2 separate regions of the Homo sapiens genome follow, and region 2 is linked to region 1. Evidence: chromatin loops called from intact Hi-C (ENCODE). Cell type or tissue: Caco-2. All regions are shown on one strand. Each heading gives the region's core, and the rest is flanking DNA. Links, peaks and the distances in the headings are about the cores only. Region 1 overlaps SORBS1 (sorbin and SH3 domain containing 1). Region 2 overlaps SORBS1 (sorbin and SH3 domain containing 1).

The links. Hi-C counts contacts between places; a loop is a spot of excess contacts. Peaks named below come from ENCODE experiments on the same cell type or tissue, not always from the same donor. Only the 100,000 strongest peaks of a DNase experiment are listed, where the experiment ranks them.
Region 2: a loop joins it to region 1, with 2.6 times the contacts of the local background. A loop is called at or near these places in 12 of 110 quality-filtered maps.

What each region holds. Positions count from the first base shown.
Region 1 is chr10:95,466,251-95,469,160 of GRCh38, reverse strand. All of the region lies in intron 2 of SORBS1 (sorbin and SH3 domain containing 1), which reads left to right. Among named protein-coding and RNA genes, the nearest start is that of SORBS1, 94 kb to the left of the region's middle. In Caco-2, for the core only: no CTCF peak of the experiment used is centred there; a DNase peak (open chromatin) is centred at 1,740.
Region 2 is chr10:95,516,169-95,519,078 of GRCh38, reverse strand. The region is part of intron 1 of SORBS1 (sorbin and SH3 domain containing 1); the gene reads left to right. Among named protein-coding and RNA genes, the nearest start is that of SORBS1, 44 kb to the left of the region's middle. In Caco-2, for the core only: no CTCF peak of the experiment used is centred there; a DNase peak (open chromatin) is centred at 1,358.

The sequences.
Region 1 (2,910 bases), core at 320-2,819:
TGGGGAAGATAAGGAAAGGAAAATGTCATTTACTGAGCGTTTTGGAGGCCTGGCAGAAAACATATGGCACATTTAAATCAGGTAATTTAAGGCGATTTTAATGAAGGAACTATTTATAAGGGGTGTGGGCAGAGCTTTGGAAAAGCATCGGCAATGACGAAGGACTTGATTCCTCTGTGTACCTAAGGTTTTACACGTATCACATTGTCATTGTCATAGCCCCAAAGCTGGTCTTATTATTTCATTCCTTGCAGAAGAGGAGTGAAGCCCAAAGAGGCAAAGCAAAATGCCCTTAGATAGGACCTGAAATGGAGGAGGCAGAACTCCACTCTGCCCTGTCCGGCCCCCAGCCTGCACCTCCTGGTTCACATTTCTTTAGGCTGAGCCTCCTTATTTCCTTCAGTCCTTCTCTATGTAATGAGGCTGAAAACATTGCTTTGTAGAAGCTCATATTTGGAGCTAGATGCGTTGCACTGAGCAATCAGTAGACAAGAGAAAATAGCACCTTAGGCAAATAAATACATTAATAATAAAAGAGTGCAGGTTCCATAAGTGGGAAAGAAAGAAAGATCATAAACACAAATTTTCATGTCTGGGTGAGTTGGGGCTGTGGAAATCTGTCATCCATTCTTTCCTAGGATCCATCCATCCTAGAAAATCTTTCTGGAGGAAGTGGGAACCATGTAAAGGACATGATGTGGCAGCTTAGCTTGTAGGGGCTGGGAAGAGGGAGAGGGAAAATTTTTCAGACAAGGGGGCACTGCTTGGGGAAGGCCTAGCAGTGAGAGTGGAAGGCAAGGGTGCTCCTTGCGTGGGTACCTTAACAAAATGGCAGTGTGGGCGGTTTGGAGAAAGGGTCACCATGGGATCTGAGGGGGCTGCTGAACTACCAGTTTTTATATCTGGGCCGTGCTGTTCCAGTGAAGTCTCTTTAGCCTAACACCTTTGTTAGAAGATGGTAAAGGGCTGGGCACGGTGGCTCACGCCTATAATACCAGCACTTTATGAGGCCGAGGCGGGTGGATCAGTTGAGGTTGGGAGTTCGCGACCAGCCAGAACAATATGGAGAAACCACATCTCTACTAAAAATACAAAATTAGCTGGGCCTGGTGGTGCATGCCTGTAATCCCAGCTACTCGGGAGGCCGAGGCAGGAGAATCGCTTGAACCAAGGAGGCGGAGGTTGTGGTGAGATGAGATCATGCCATTGCACTCCAGCCTGGGCAACAAGAGTGAAACTCTGCCTCAAAAAAAAAAAAAAAAAAAAAAAAAAAAGAAGATGGTAAAGGTTGAATTTTCTAAGAATTGATTTTGCTTCCTTTGGGAAGTTTCAGAGTATATGAATGCTCAGTTTCTCTTAAGCCCAAAGATAATTTAGAAGTCATGTTTCTGTGGAGGTTTCTTTCCCCATTGTGAGTTTAAATTTGGGGCGGCTTTTAATGCTCAATTAGAATACTTCTTATGGTTAAGTACTTTCTATTCCAAAAAACAAAAACACCTCTCAAATCCTCTGCACAAGACCTGCCTTTGAAAACATCTGGTAAAAATAACAAGTCACTTGGAAAACTGTGATTCTCAAATGGACCCCCGCCTCTTGGTTAGTGGGAAGTCACTGGGGTAAACCTTTATTTCCTGTTGCTTCCACACAGCCGGCCCTTCACGGAAATATTTCACATGTTTCCTCAGGCAGCAGGGAACCTTGAAGGGCAGACAGAGGGCTGGGGCCCCAGATAGGAACACAGTTGCTGTCTTTGCTCAATAGCGCCTCAGGGTGTGTGGAGAGCCAGCCTCTGCCTTTGAAGCTGGGCCGGCTCCCTGCCCCTAACTGCTGAAAACCCCAGCTCTCCCCAAGCCATGAGCAAGGCCCAAACTTGCCACACCTCTGGCTCTTTTTGCAAGAGAGATGTTTTAAAATAGTCTTAAATGTCAGACATATTTTTTTTCACAACATGCCTCAGACATCTCATAAATTATTCTGCAGTAAAACTTTAATAGGAATGCTTAGAAAATGAAGAGTTCTAGTCAATGGAGTTTTTGGTAACTTATACAACCGTTAACCCCAAATCACCCTACTTTTTCTACCCCAGAACTCATTGAAGAAAATAATTTAAAAATAGAGATGATTTTTCTGAACCCATGTTAGAGGCTGTCTTTGATGACTGAGGTCTTATGTTTCTTCATAATGCCATATGTTAGTTTGAACAACGTGATATTCCAATATTTGACTATTTTTTACTTTAAAAAGTTAATTTGAGATGGTTCAGTCTGATAATATGTAGGAAGTATAGGAGTTGGAGTTCAGTGTTTTCTGACCAGAATACACCGATAAAGTTGATTATTTTTTCTTAGAAAAAAAAAAAAAAAAGAAATCTGCGATATCCACCTTTCTTGCCATTTGCTTCCTTCTCTTGAATATGGGTAATTAAAGATTCTGGTTGCAGAATTTGCATGGTTGCTCAAGCTGTGTCTGCTGTCACATTGGCTCCACATTGGGGCTCTTACAAATATGTGTCACATCTATAGCTGTAGATCTAACGAGCTCTCTTTCGTGTGCACATGCTTCTGTACATGAGCCTGTGAGCCCTCCTTCCTTTTGTGGTTTTTCAGTGTTGTGGCTTAGATTTATTTCTATTTATAATGCTTACTGTCTTGATTTATTCAGTTACTAGTTCCTGAAAAGTTGGAATTTGGGAAGTTTTTTCTTTTTCTTTTTTTTTTTTTGGAGATGGAGTCTTGCTCTGTCGCCAGGCTGGAGTACAGTGGCGTGATCTTGGCTCACTGCAACCTCCACCTCCCGGGTTCAAGTGATTCTCCTGCCCCAGCCTCCTGAGTAGCTGGGATTACAGGCGCCTGCCACTACAGCCAGCTAATTTTTTGTATTTTTAGTAGAGACGGGGTTTCACCATGTTGG
Region 2 (2,910 bases), core at 133-2,632, 50 kb before region 1:
AGAGACTGTAAATTCCAGATCACTCTGTACAGCAGTGCAGGGGTTGAAGTGAGGGAAGATCTGTTACTTGGACGGATGGCCTTGGCCTCTGAAGGCAGTCCCTGCAGTTGGTCTTGGGTGTATGTTGAACACATCCCAGAGGGAGGTGGGGCTGCACAGAAGACTGCTGATGGGTGTGAGCCCATGGAAGACTTGGAGACTGACACCTGCTTCTTTTGCAGCATATGGTATTTTTTCAGTTCTCTGCAGGAGGGAGGGAGGTTTAGATATTTAAATGTATGGTAAACAGTCTCCTTTCCCTTATTACTTATCTTTGATTCATTCCAAGCCAGTTTCAGGGGGCCTAGTAGAAAAGTAAGTGTCCTCTGTCATTCCTTCCCTCCCTACCAGAAAGCTCAAAGTTTCCGGCTAACCTCCGGTTTGGGTGAGAGATTGCTGAGAGGCAGTGTGGCTGGGTCCTAGGTAAAGGCCAGGCAGATGTGGTTTCATGATAGGTTCTAACTGGCACGTGTTTTTGTGTGCTCAACAGCATCCTATCTCTTCTCTTAATGGCCATCTAGTTCATTCTTTAACATTAGTGGGGAGGAAGCCTCCCTGGGGCCCAGGGAGGTGAAATGACTTACTCTGGGTCACATAGTAGTAGAAGATTCCACACTAGAATTGTATCTCTTTTCTGTTTTATATCATGTTGCATTGAGTCTCCAAGGTCTGTACATACTTCACAGACTCTTAGAGAAACTTATACCTAATATGGTGATGGATAGCTGAATATGGCTAAGAGCACACACTTTGCGATCTGATTTGGGTTCTATTAATAGTTCTGGCTCTGCTACTTATTCACTATGTGATCATGAGTATGTTCCTGGTCTCCCTGAGTCTCAGTTTCTTCATCTGTAGAAAGGGGACCATAACTACCTCATTAGGTTTTGAGGATCACCCAGGACTATTGCTTGGTACATGTAGACACTCAGTACATTGCAGCTGGCAGCATTATTTTCCATACCTTGCTGTAGAGCTCCAAGGTATAGTGAGGCTGCCAGCTGTGGTGAGGCTGGCATCCCTCCACTTTGAGACTGAGGTAGGGAGAACTGCAGCACATCTCAGACCTGCCTGGATTCCTGTGCCATTTTGCTTCATTCAGCACATGCCCTTTGAGCAGCCTGGGGCATGTGCACCCATTGGAAGAGGATGCCTTTGGGTTTAATAACTTGTGCGTTTAATAATCAGCCTTTTTGGCTGAGTGATATGGCAGCAGCAGATTGATTTTATTGGGGCAGAAAAAGAGTTGTGTGCTTTTCCGGGTAGCCCTGAGTCACAGACCGCCAATTTGTTATCTGCACATATGTGCAGTCAGCTGTGCACAACGTCCTCTTCCCTGCCCAGCTGCTCTGGTGTGATTCATTCTACAAATATTTGAGTACCTACTGTGTTCCAGGCACAGGACAAAGTACCAGGGGAAGATACATTGATGAGCAGAAACAGACCTGAGCCCTGACTTCATGGGCTTTGTGAGGTTGTGGGGAAAACAGGCATTAAGCAAATGAGGGTAACATTATAATCAGTGTAAGGCTATGAAGAGCAAGTACATGGGGCTACTGAAGCAGGTACTAGAGAGATTTGACCTAAGCTGGAAGTCCAAGGAAGGTTCCCAAAGAAGCGGCAAGTGAGCTGAAGGAAGGCCAAAGGTGTGAGGAGTGGGTGAGGGCCGGACCCGACTCTTGTGCCATCCCCTGAGCCCAACACCCTTCCTTCTTTTCCTTGGTCCTTTAGGAGGCAGTTAATCCTCTTGCAGTCAGTCTTGTTATAATTTCAGATGTATTTTATTTCTTTTCAATTGCATAGGTTTCAGGGCAAAAATAGAATATGGCCTCTACTTTAGGAGTTCAACAACAATGCAGCCACTTGTTGAATATCAACTGTGTGCATTTTCATTGAATCCTCTCAACCCTGGAAGGTCAGTATTAGGATTCCCAGGCGAAGAAACTGAGGCTCGGAGAAAGGCTAAGTAACTTGGGCTTTTGTCTCCTGTTGGTTACTGATTAGAAAGCTGGGATTTTAACCCTATGGCCCATTGCCAAACACTCTTGTGTCCTCTGCCTCTCCCTCTCAGAGACAGCTTTGTGGCTTGACCTGGGGATCCAACAACTATCTCCATGTCACGTCCATGGGAAAATGCAACCTGAGTTCCAACCCTCCAACTTGAAAATGAACTTTTGGCGCATGGCCTGTTTGTCGGTTGAGGGCTGTTGTCTTAATTCTGTGTCAGAGAGGCATTGAAAATCCAGAATTAATGGAAGATGGTCTTGGAAATAGTCACTTGAGGTGAGTGACAATGGACCAGATGAAAAGAAAGTCAATTTCACCCCTGTTGTGGCCAGTATACCTGTGGAGCGTGGGGAAGAGAAATGGGTGTGGGCTGGTAACTTTTAATTATTTAGAGTTAAGTCTCTAATTTTTGTGCGCTTTTTTAATGAGTGGGCTCTGGGTAGGGGTAATCTATGCTAGTTACTTCATCTATCTGAGCCTCAATCTCCTCTGTAAAATGGGATAATGCAGCTTATCTACTTCAGCACTGCTGTGAGATTCAAATGAACTACAGAGCCTTAGGATTAGAAGAGGGTATCAACATTTGATATATTATCAAATGTATTAAGATAATACACTTGAAAGTGTTTTGTAGGCCTGTGTATATGATGCTACTTTTGTTGATCTACCACCGTGGTTCATGTTATTATTAATAGCACAACACACTGGTTCTTAAACTTGAGCTGGATCAGAATGACCTGGAAGGCTTGTTAAGACACAGATTGCTGGGTCCCTCCCCCAGAATTTCTGATTCAGAAGCTCTAGGGTGGGGCCAGAGGATTTTTATTTCTAACAGGTTCCCAGGCAATGCTGCTGGGCTGGTGA